Linked DNA regions of Homo sapiens: region 1 is linked to region 2. Evidence: chromatin contacts called from ENCODE Hi-C or POLR2A ChIA-PET data. All regions are on one chromosome and are shown on one strand. Each heading gives the region's core, a stretch centred on a gene start or an enhancer-like site at or near the end of the contact. The rest is flanking DNA. Distances are from core to core; before and after follow the strand shown. Region 1 overlaps SUN2 (Sad1 and UNC84 domain containing 2). Region 2 overlaps FAM227A (family with sequence similarity 227 member A).

Region 1 (5,548 bases), core at 160-2,659, 140 kb after region 2:
GTCCCCACAGCTCTGGGCTCCCAGTGATTATTCTAGAATGACCTTTCCCCAATGGTCCTACAGTCTCTCTGCATGGGCAGGATGCCCAACTGCAGAGAGATGGGTAAGAAAGCACTATCACCAAGAATGGAAGTAACTGGGCACGGGTTGCAGCCCACCTGGCGAAGTGGCCACCATCCAGAGTAAGGAGCCCGCCCGTGAGACGGCGCTTCGGAGCCGCGAGCTGGAACTCTGCTGGTCCACATCCGAGTAGCCTGCGGGGAACGAGGACACTGGCTCAGTCTCTGTCACTTTCGAGCCTCTTCCTTCACTGTCTTCTGTGAGCCAAGACCACAAGTCACCCACCCTCCTTCACATCCCCACAGCCCCACACAGGCCCGGTGTGCAGTAAGGAATGAAATGGGAGCTCTTTGACATTCTGTTTCTTCTGACAGCTTCCTGTTTGCATCCCTCTCCTCACCAGCCACCCCTCAAGCTGCTGTTCAGAACTAGGTGCTGGGGTCTGACATGCACACCACTCAGAATGACTGAGCACCCACCATGTGTGAGCCCCACAGGAAAGTGCTGGAATGGGCCTGAATGCAAGGATGTTGGCCTTAGGTTGCCATAGACTCGTGGGGTGGGGAGGACAGACAAGTGAAGGGCAGTCACAGCCCAGGGCACCAGGGGCCACCGCAGGCCAGGCTGGGGCGCACCCAGGGCCGGGCATGGGAGGGGCGCTGTGCCTGCCACATGCTGCCCTCTCTCCAGCTCCCCGGGGCTCCCTGCCCAGCCTTCCTGAGGCCTCCCAGCAGCCTCGGATCTGCTCAGGAGGGAGGAAGCATCGCCTACCCACGTAGTCGTCCTCAGAGGAGTAGCCCGAGGAAGAGCCCAGGAAGTCCTCGGTGGCCTTGCGCCCCACAAGCCCGCTGGCCCTGCTGCTCTCTGAGCCACCCGTGCCTCTCCTCCTCCGCACCCGCAGGTCCTCACCTGTGCAGGGAAGAACCAGGGGCTCTTCTGGGCCTCCAAGAGCTTCTGAAAAGTGGGGTCTGGGCAGAGAGGTGCTCTGAGGAGGGAATCCCGGGGACTGCAGGGGACACTGTGAGGAGTATCTCGCGGGAGGCCGAGGAAGCAAAGCCCCGGGACGGAGGGCTCCACACTCACCCCAGTTGGCGTCACCATGCAGTTCCTCCAGGGAGCTCCTGGGTGGGAACCAGGACTCGTGGACCAGCGACTCACTGTAGTAGGAGGTGTGTGCATCAGAGGACGGGCCCAGCTGTGGCGCTGGGGACAGGCGCTTCATGTTGCTGGATTTCCTCTTCAAGGTCCTGTGGGACAACCATGAGGGCAGAGGTAGGGAGCAGGGAGGTGAGCCCAGCCAGGAGCATGAAGGAAAGCCACAGCCTGCGGCCCTGCCTAGTGCAGGGTGTGGGTTCCCTTGTTGCTAGGCAACTCGCAGCTGCCATTCCCCTGACTCTCCCAATGCTGGCACGTCCTCTCCTGTTCTCTCTGAATCTCACCAGCAGATGGGCAAGACGGGCAGCGGCAGCTAGGGATGGAGCCACATTCAAACTTTACAACCCACTGAAACCAGACAGACCTGACCTGGCCTCAGAGCTAGCCAAAGCCTCAGGGCCTGTCTTCTGGGCCCCATGCCTGTGAGCCGGGCAGGACGACCAGGCAGCTGCTGCCACAGCCCATTTCCCAGTGGCCTGAGGACTGCGCCTGTTCTCAGCCATGTCGCTGGCCAGCTGCTGAGGCCGGACAGGTGGTGAGACATGCAGGCGTGGGGCCAGGAAGGATGGTAAGGCTGACACGCCCGTCCAGAGCAGGGGGGGTTCCTGTGAGCCCAGCCTGCAGTTTTGGGGTTTCCGGCCTGGCTTATGGTTGAAGCTGCCTCTCTCCACTTCCTGTTTTCTTTCTTTCCTTTTTTTCTTTTTGAGATTGAGATGGAGTTTCACTCTTGTCAACCCAGGCTGGAGTGCAATGCCATGATCTCGCTCACTGCAACCTCTGCCTGCCAGGTTCAAGCGATTCTCCTGCCTCAGCCTCCTGAGTAGCTGGGATTACAGCTGCCTGCCACCATGCCGGGCTAATTTTTGTATTTTTAGTAGAGACGGAGTTTCACTATGTTGGTCAGGGTCAGGTGATCCACCTCCCTTGGCCTCCCAAAGAGCTGGCATTACAGGCGTGAGCCACCGCGCCCGACCTACCACTTCCTGTTTTCTAAGCATGAGGGCAGCAGCCCCGGCTCACAGTCGGTGGGAGAAGAATGGGTGCTGTGTGCTCATACACATGGAGCAAGGAAGGACCCCCTCGACCGGACGGGGGCCCACGTCCTTCGATTTCCACCCAAGGTTGCAACAAGAAGGCAGGGGGATGGCTGGACCACAGGGCGTGCGGGCAGTGACCAAAAGCTTGTGGGGCTGTCAGGGGCCGTGGCACTCCCTTGGGTCCCTACCTGAGAGGACTGTCTTTAAACAGGGTGCTCTGACTCCCAGCCACCGAGCTCCCTCCGCTGCTGCTGCTGCCGTCATCGTCACCCTGGGAGTAGCGCGTGAGGCGCTGGCTTCTTCGGGACATGATGAGGTGGGATGTGGACTCTTCCCCTGAAGAGAATCTAAGGAGAGAGAGGAGGAGGACTGGATGTGAGGCCTGGGGCTGTCCCCAGCTCCTCTCTAGAGGAGGTGGGACAGAGGCATCGCCTCACAGCCGAGAACAGACCACCCCCCCGGCCCCCGGCCCCCGGCGTTCAGTCTAAACAGCCCTGATGGGGGGCAAGGCAGGGATCTGTGAAGCACCCCTGCACTGTGCAGCGGCTGGAGTCACGCCCGGCCTGGGGCTCACTTCGTGACTCTGGAGCCTCTTCCAGGGCGCTTTCCACAGGCTTCCCAATTCTCAGTTTCCTTGTCTTTATCCTTCATGGTGCTGAGCTCCGCACAAGCCAGAATTGGGTCTTCCTCGACCTCTGACAAGTAGCAGAGACTCTGGTGCTTCTGGTCACTGCCTGCACGCCCGGTGGTCCAGCCACCCCACCTGCCTTCTCCCTAGAGACTTCTCCCAGTCTCGCTCTAGCTGTGTCCCTTTGCTGACATGTGCTCGTTCATCGAGGGCCCCAACGAACCTTGATGGAAAACCTTTCCCATGTAGACCCCACCTATGTTCTTTTTTTTTTTTTTTTTTTTTTTGAGATGGAGTCTCGCGCTGCCTCCCAGGCTGAAGTGCAGTGGTGCAATCTTGGCTCACTGCAACCTCTACCTCCCAGGTTCATGCGATTCTCCTGCCTCAGCCTCCCAAGTAGCTGGGATTACAGGTGTGCGCCACCGGGACTGGCTAATTTTTGTATTTTTAATAGAGACGGGGTTTCGCCATGTTGGCCAGGCTGGTCTCGAACTCCTGACCTCAGGTGATCTGTCCACCTCGGCTTCCCAAAGTGCTGGGATTACAGGCATGAGCCACCACGCTCAGCCAAAAGGATTTTTCTTTTCTTTTCTTTTAATAATAGAGACAGGGTTTCACCAAGTTGGCCAGGCTCCCACCTACGTCCTGATGGCGCTTGCACTGTCTGTCCCCACGGTGCACACTGTGCTGCCACATCTTGGTAAGATGATGATAAAATGGTAAGTGTCTGCTGGGACCGGGCTCCTTGTATACCTCATTTATATTATTAGAAGCAAGGTAGGTATCATTACTCCCATCTACAAGGGAAGAACCTGGACACTGAGGCAATGGGTAACTTGTCCACAGTCCCCAGCCTGTAAGTGCCAAAGCCAGGGTTTGGGCTCAGCTCTGACAGGCTGTAGGGCCTGGGTCTTTCTACTCAGGCATAAAGTTTTCCAGTTGTTTCAGGAATGTATTGAAGATTCTAGTTGTGTGTCCTCAGCTAGAATCTTTTTTAGCCTCACACATGCGCAAAACAAGGCTGTATACAAACTTGTTACACAACAAATATTTGTTAGCAAACTAACAAAATAGGGAGGAGGAGGGCAGCATGAATTACAGTCAGTTCCGGTCACCATGTGGGGCAGAAATCAAGGCTCTGGAACTGATAATGAGGACAAAGGAAGCCAAAGTGCAAAGATCTGGCAAGAGGTAGCATTCTGTGACATGAGGAAGATTAATGAACCACTCAGGTCTAGACACCCGAATTCAAAGTCCCCGACTGCCAACATGGGGAGTCTCAACGTTAGTGCCTCTGCTGGCCCGTACAACAAAGTCACTTGGGAATTCCTAGCACTTGCTTGTGACTTTTGATCACTTCTAATATTCCTGGTTGATACTTAAATGACCAGTTCTCTGGGTTGTGTGGTGAGTATAGAAGTCCACTTCCCAACCCAGGCTGCAGAAACCCGAAGGTCTGGTTAGTCCAGCTAGAAAGTCCTCCTCTGAAAAACAAGCAGCCTCATGTCCTGGCCTTGTTGGCATCTTCCCAGGTCAGACGCCCATCTGGCATCCCCTCTACTTTTAGCTGGTGTTGGAAAAGGGACCGATTGGTAGTAGGAAAAGCAGGAAGTTGGCCTGGGTCCTTGTCTCTATTCCTGTCCTTATAAGGTAATCTCCCCTCCCCCCTCCCTGCCCCGCCCGTACGGTCCCTACCTGAAGGCTCCAGCTGCCCACACAGGGACTCCTCTTAGCCTCTGTCCTGCTGAAGGAGGTGACACCTTTGCCCAGGGCAGAAACAAGGCAACATGTTTATACCATACCCAAGCTGCCGCTGGGAAGAACTAAATATTCTGATGGAGGTTGAGCGGGGAGTGCTGAAAACTGTCAGCACCCGCCTCCGCCCTCCCAGAACTCCCAGAGATGCCTCTCAGTCTTTCCTGCGGCATCCTGGCATCACAAAACAGTTTACCATTGAGTCTGGGTTTCACAAGATGAAAAAGGTCGAGGCCCCATTCTCCAAAACAAGAAGTGAGCCTCTGGGAGCTGAAATCTACTACTGCGAATCATAATAGACACCACCCCCGCCCCACCTCCTCCCTAACAATCAGTTAGGAAACGCTCATCGGAAAGCATCCTTCCCCACTTCTCAGCTGGGCGACTTCCTTTCTCAATTCCGCCCTTCCCCATCACAAACATCTCCATCCATCTTCAGACTTAAACCAGATCTGGGGCATCTTCCTCGTGACATTTCCACTCCCTGGGCACAGCCAGGCCACACGCCCTTGTGGGACCTGCCAAACGCCCGGTGCTAACTCCCTCTGCCCTCATTCCCACAGGCCAAACCTGCAGAAATTGTCACCAAAGGCGCGCCTCCTGGCTCTCTAAGTCACACCGCGCCCCCCATTGCTTTGTTTTGTTTTGTTTTAGAACTGAACAAAACGGGCCTTCCTCTGAGGCCCTGAGTTCTGACAGGCAGAGGCTGGGAACTGCCTGTCCCTGGAAACGGCCTGTCTGGCACAAAACCCGTAGGCGCTGCCCGGGGCCGGGTTGGGGCAGTCGGCCTTTGCCCTCCTCCTCCCGGGAGGCTGCCCGGGAAGTCCCGCCCGCAGACACCGCCCTCCCGGCTGACCAGTGGCGCGGCAGGCGGGGCGGGGGCCAGGAGGTGAGTCAGGGCGCGGGCCGCGGA
Region 2 (5,697 bases), core at 2,390-4,889:
TTGGGGAGCCTAAATTTGAGCTACTATGAGATACAATCTAGGGATGCCTAGAAATGTCTGGGTGCGGAGGGAGCTGCGCAGACCTGGAATTAGCAGGTATGGGCAAGAGCTGCAAAAATCTTGAGTCCTTATTGTTAAGGACACTGACTATATCTATGCTGTTGAACTTGGGAAAATTCTGGTTAAATTAGTAGGTATTCTGACAAGACATAACTAAACGACAATCTCTGGGACATCACCTACCCCTAGATTGAATCTATAAGAATCAATACCAGTCGCGATGCCCATTTTGTGGATAAAAACATTGAGGCCTAGATTTGCCTCAAGCAATGTAACTGATAGGTGCATCACTTAGATGGAAATGTAGGTCTCCTGGCACCAAGCCCAGAAAGGCCAGCACTGTACCCCAGTGCCTTTGCCCGTGGTTCCACTGTAGTCGTGCACTCCTAGTTCCCATATTTTGGCTTGGGTAGAAATTGTTCTCTCTGTAAGCCAGGTCTCTCCTCCAAAGTCCAGTCTTGTATATTTACCCACTTGGCATCTATCTTCATTTGCACTTTTCATAGGCATCTTAAAGTTAACAAGTTCAAAGTTGAACTCTTGATAGCTTTCCACTAACCCAAACCCTACGCTGTCCATCTCAGTAAATGGCACCATTCAGATGCTGAAGCCGCACACCTGGGAAGCAACCTTCAACTCCGTCCTTTCTTCCCCCACTTCTCCTCCCCACTCCCAAAGCCAACCCACTAGCAAGTGTTGAAAGATCCATCTCCCAATGCGTCAGGTCTGTCTGCTTCTTGCCACCTTCCATATTTGTCATTTAGACAAATACGGAAGCCTCCCAGCTGGTCTTCTGTGCCCCTCCAATACATCCTCCATATTCAAAAGACAGTGTGATCTTTAAAAAATATAAATCACATCATGTCATCCCTAATGTAATGAATTATCATGGCACTTCAATTATATCCATATTCATATTCCTTTCTATGATGCTTACAACTCTGCAGCATCCAGCCCTGCCAACATCCCAGCCTTCGCTTGTGCTTCTCTTCTCACTCTCTGGGGTACAGTATTGGCCTTCTCTGTTTCCTGAACACTCGAGCTCTTTTTTTTCGCCTCAGGGCCTTTGCACATGCTGTCCCTTCTTCCTGGAAGGTTCTGCCATTTACTCTTCCAATGGCTGACTCCTCATCTCTTGGTTCTCAGCTCAAATGGTATCTTCTGGGGTCATTACTTGTTACATGTGTGCTTTTTCTTCTCCACATATGTGAAACCCATCCCCAAGGTAAGAGACTTAAGTTGCAGCTGGGGTGCAGACATTTCACCTAGGCTCTACCTGCAGATGCACCACCCCTGCCTGAGATTTCAAGATGGAAATGAGCAATGGGGAGGAAATGGGAAGTATGCGGACTCCAGTTTTTGGAGAGACTGTTGACAGGAGCAACTGGTTTTTCAAGGAGTAGAGTAGAACTTTTAACATCCAGTCCTCAGTCACACTGGCACACAGTAGCACACCTTGGCAGAGGCAGTATGGTTTGGCCATCATTCTTGGCAGCATGGCCTCTGAAGCTAACACGGAGACTCTTCCAGGGTAGCTGTGCACCTTTAATACATTTCTTTCTGCTTAATAGCTAGAGTGGATTCTACAGTTTGCAACTGAGAACTTTGGTGATGATTCCTCCTTACAGAGGCCTTCTTTCACTGTCTTTTTTTGGCACTACAAAAATTCTACAAAGAAATATATTTTTATATATATATTATATATATGTAAATATATTATATATAATTATATATATATATTATATATAATTATATATATATTATATATAATTATATATATAATATATATATTATATATTATATATCTATGCTGTATATATATTATATATAATATATATATATTATATTATATATATCTATGCTGTATATATATTATATATATAATATATAATATATAACATATATTATAACATATATTATATATCATATATAATATATATCATATATAATATATAACATATAATATATATCATATATAATATATAACATATATTATATAATATATATCATATATAATATATAACATATATTATATAATATATATTTATAATATATATGATATATATAATTTGTTTGTTTTCCCCCCTGCAAGGATCTAGGTCCAAGGTCCCAGCCCAGGGATGTCCTTGGACCCTGACAATGCAGTTTCTAGCTATCTCATCATCTTCCCAGAGACAAAGCTCAGGATCCTAATACTATGTGTTTGCACCTGACATATATAACGGGGAAGGTGTGTACAACTGGGTTTCACGGATGTTGGGAGTCCCTGAAATGTATGCCTTCCTGGCTCAAAGACATCATTTTTCCTAATCTCCAGCTGTGTTTCTCTAGGTACCACCCTTGTATAATATGATTAAGAGCTAATGTTTATTGAGTTCTTACTCTGTGCTATGCTGTTTGCTGAGTGCTTGCATGTAAGATCATATTTAACGCCCACATTGTGACTGATTTCTCTAGGTACCTATTTTACTGATAAGAAAACTGAGGTTCAGTGAGATGAAATGACTCATCTGAGAGCTAGAATTCTTTTTTTTGAGACAGGGTCTCGCTCTACTGCCCAGGCTGGAGTGCAGGGGTGCGATCTCAGCTCACTGCAACCTCTGCCTCCTGGGTTCAAGAGATGCCTCAGTCCCCCAAGTAGCTGGGACCACAGGTGCATGGCACCACGCCCATCTAATTTTTGTGTTTGTAGTAGAGACAGGGTTTCACCATGTTGGCCAGGTTAAGAGCTAGGATTCTAGTCCATGCCTAATTTGATAGTCTGGTCTCTCAACTATATACTACTTCTCCAGGTTTAGGACCTGGGGAGCTGGGAAAGGGGGACACAGAGTTGAGCTACTGTGCAAAGAGACGCAGGAGAGAATATCCTGCCTGCTGCTCTTTTCATCTCCCTGGTTTTCTCTCTCCCTATCATTTTCTCCCTCAGATTCCATTTCCTAAAACTTTTTATCTTTAAAAATATTTATTAAATGAACAAATGACTCAGTCTCTAATAGGTGGGTGTCCTAATTTATAGCTGGGTCTCATAGCAGAAGCCAGCTCTGTGGTTAGATACTTTTGCATTTCCACTGTGCAAATCCCTAACACTTAAACAAGAGAAGGGCAGACAGGAGACCAGAGATGGAAAGTAATTGCAACTCATTCCCCTGAATTGTGGACTCTCAGACAGACTACTGCCATTGAAATGCATATTTTGAACACAGCCAGCTCTTTCATTGAGCAGATGGGAAAACGTGTCTGCTCTTGATGAGAGAGGCTCTATCCCCACCACAAAACCCAATTACTCCCTCTATCCTGGTTTGCCCATTAAAACTTCAGCTGTGCTCAAGGTTCCAGAGTTTTTGATTATTTCTATTTTGGGGGCAGTAAATGGAATCTCTTAACTAGGTTCCTGAAATAACTGTCAGAAGAGTTTATGTATTTCAGTACAAAGAACACACGCTTGTTTCAAGCCATTGTGACAGGCAGTACCCAAACACTGAATAATATTTTGGTCTTGGTCTCTGGGTGATGGCTGTCCCTCTGCAGCACCTATGTCATCTGCACTTTTTGGGAACTGACGTTTACAGAGCACAGTCATATGCTAAGCACAGGGCCAAGAGTTTACATAGATGACCTCATTCACGAAGTCCAGAAATATTTGTTAAGTGTCTTCTTTGTGTTAGGTCTGTTCTAGGAGGTAAAAGAGATAGAACAGCAATAAATGTTACCCAGGCTGGAGTGCAGTGGCACGATCTTGGTTCACTGCAACCTCCGCCCCCTGGTTCAAGCAATTATCCTGCCTCAGCCTCCCCGTAGCTGGGATTATAGGCACGCACTGCCACGCCCAACTAATTTATGTATTTTTAGTAGAGATGGGGTTTCACCATGTTGGCCAGACTGGTCTTGAACTCCTGACCTCAAGTGATTCGCCTGCCTGGGCCTCCCAAAGTGCTGAAGATTACAGGCTTGAGCCATCGCGCCCGGACAGAGTTTACCTTCTAAGAGAGGGAGACAAACTCTAAACAACACATCAACCCAACAGGAAGATAAGTACTGTACAGAGATTGAGATAGGTTATGGGAAGACAGAGGCTGGCAGTCAGGGACAGCTTCTCTAGGGCAATGACAGTGAACCTGGCATCTGAGGGACAAGGAGGAACCAGATTTCCCCTCTGGATCCCTGAGGAAAGCAGATTCCAGGCAAAGAGGACAGCGAGTGCAAAGGCCCAACCAGGCATAGACCTGGCACGTCCAAGAGGCAGAAGGAAGTCCAGTGCCTGGTGCTGTGGGAGGGCATGGGTGCCAGGCACCTGCAGTGGGGGGGCCTGATTCTGTACGGCACTGCAAGTCAGGTGAGCGAGACTGGATTTTATTCCAAATGCAATGAAGAAGTTATTGGAGGTTTTAAGCAGGGAATAACCCCATCTGATGTATATCTGTAAAAGGTTACTCTGGTCACTATGTGGAGGCTGGGTTGGTGCTACAAGTAAAAGAAAGGAGCCCAGGTGGCAGCTGCTGCAGTCAGCCAGGCAAGAGAGGACACTGAGGGTTAGGAGTCAGGTGCTTTCCTCACCTGGATTGAGGTTCCTCAAATCCTCCTGGTGTGGCTGAGAAGGCTGGTGGATAGACAAGTACGAGTTCCGGGAGAGGCCAGGGCGAAGGTGGGTCACTGGCGTATGGGCGGTATTTGAAGCTACCAGACCAAATGAGGCCACCCAGGGAGAATATGTAGATACAGTAAGGAAGGGGGCTTGGGAAAGAGTAGACTGACAGGACAGGGAGCTGGCAGAGAAGATGGAGAGGGGTCAGCCAGTGAGGAAGGAAAACACTGTCAAAAGTTTGGCAACAAAGAAGCCAAGAGAACAAAGCGTCTCAAGAAGATGGGAGTGGCCAACCACACCAAACAGGTTAGAGGAGTGACTCAGTCCAAGCCAGTGGGGTCCCCGCGCTGTTGGCAAGAGCAGCTGCAGTGGCTGCCGGGGGCAGGAACCTGACAGGAGTAGCCAGGCAGAGATGGGGGTACAGAGGCATCTTTCAAGAAGTTCTGGGCTGGATGTGGCTCATGCCTGTAATCCCAGCACTTTGGGAGGCTGAGGCAGGTGGATTGCCTGAGATCAGGAGTTCGAGGCTAGCCTGGCCAACATGGTGAAACCCCGTCTCTACTAAAAATACAAAAAAAATTAGCTGGGCATGGTGGTGCAAGCCTGTAATCCCACCTACTCGGGAGGCTGAGGCAGAAGAATCGCTTGAACCTGGGAGGTGGAGGTTGCAGTGAGCCAAGATCATGCCATTGCACTCCAGCCTGGGCTACAGGAGCGAAACTCCATCTCAAAAAAAAAAAAAAATAATAAGTTCTGGAGTGAAAGGGAGCAAAAGATGGGGATGTGGAGTCAAGATAAGAGATGATGAAAGCACGGCTGTTCAGTGATGGGAATGACCCCACAGAATGGGAGGAAATGAAGATGCAGGAAAGAGGGGCGCTAAGGGCATCTCTACTTGGGAAGCTGAGGGCCAAGGTTCAGAACACAGGCTGGGGACTGACCTGGGAGGGGAGCAGGACCTCTCCATAGGCACAGAGATGGCAGATGGCGAGGGTGCAGAGGGGGGCAGGCTGTCTTGGTGGTGGGAAGGCACGGGCCTTCCTGCTGACTGCTTG

What was found. Hi-C counts contacts between places; a loop is a spot of excess contacts on that map. ChIA-PET counts read pairs that join two places held with the same protein, here RNA polymerase II (POLR2A). Pooled maps may share reads with other maps.
Region 1: a loop to region 2 is called in a pooled map, with 2.7 times the contacts of the local background. The contact joins two enhancer-like sites. A Hi-C loop is called at or near these places in 1 of 50 pooled maps. POLR2A ChIA-PET finds 5 or more read pairs at or near these places in 3 of 52 experiments (OCI-LY7, activated T-cell and naive thymus-derived CD8-positive, alpha-beta T cell).

The regions. Positions count from the first base shown.
Region 1 is chr22:38,750,067-38,755,614 of GRCh38, forward strand. It overlaps SUN2 (Sad1 and UNC84 domain containing 2), which reads right to left. Exons shown (of 18, transcript NM_015374.3): 2 at 2,441-2,599; 3 at 1,144-1,307; 4 at 832-969; 5 at 159-254. The coding sequence starts at 2,562. Among named protein-coding and RNA genes, the nearest start is that of SUN2, 3.2 kb to the right of the region's middle. RefSeq lists enhancers at 2,078-2,127, 4,746-4,815 and a silencer at 5,306-5,548. Within about 2 kb of position 1,410, at least 24 of the 41 ENCODE cell types and tissues checked have a DNase peak (open chromatin) inside an H3K27ac peak, as active enhancers do.
Region 2 is chr22:38,611,296-38,616,992 of GRCh38, forward strand. The region is part of intron 11 of FAM227A (family with sequence similarity 227 member A); the gene reads right to left. Among named protein-coding and RNA genes, the nearest start is that of FAM227A, 42 kb to the right of the region's middle. Within about 2 kb of position 3,640, at least 2 of the 41 ENCODE cell types and tissues checked have a DNase peak (open chromatin) inside an H3K27ac peak, as active enhancers do.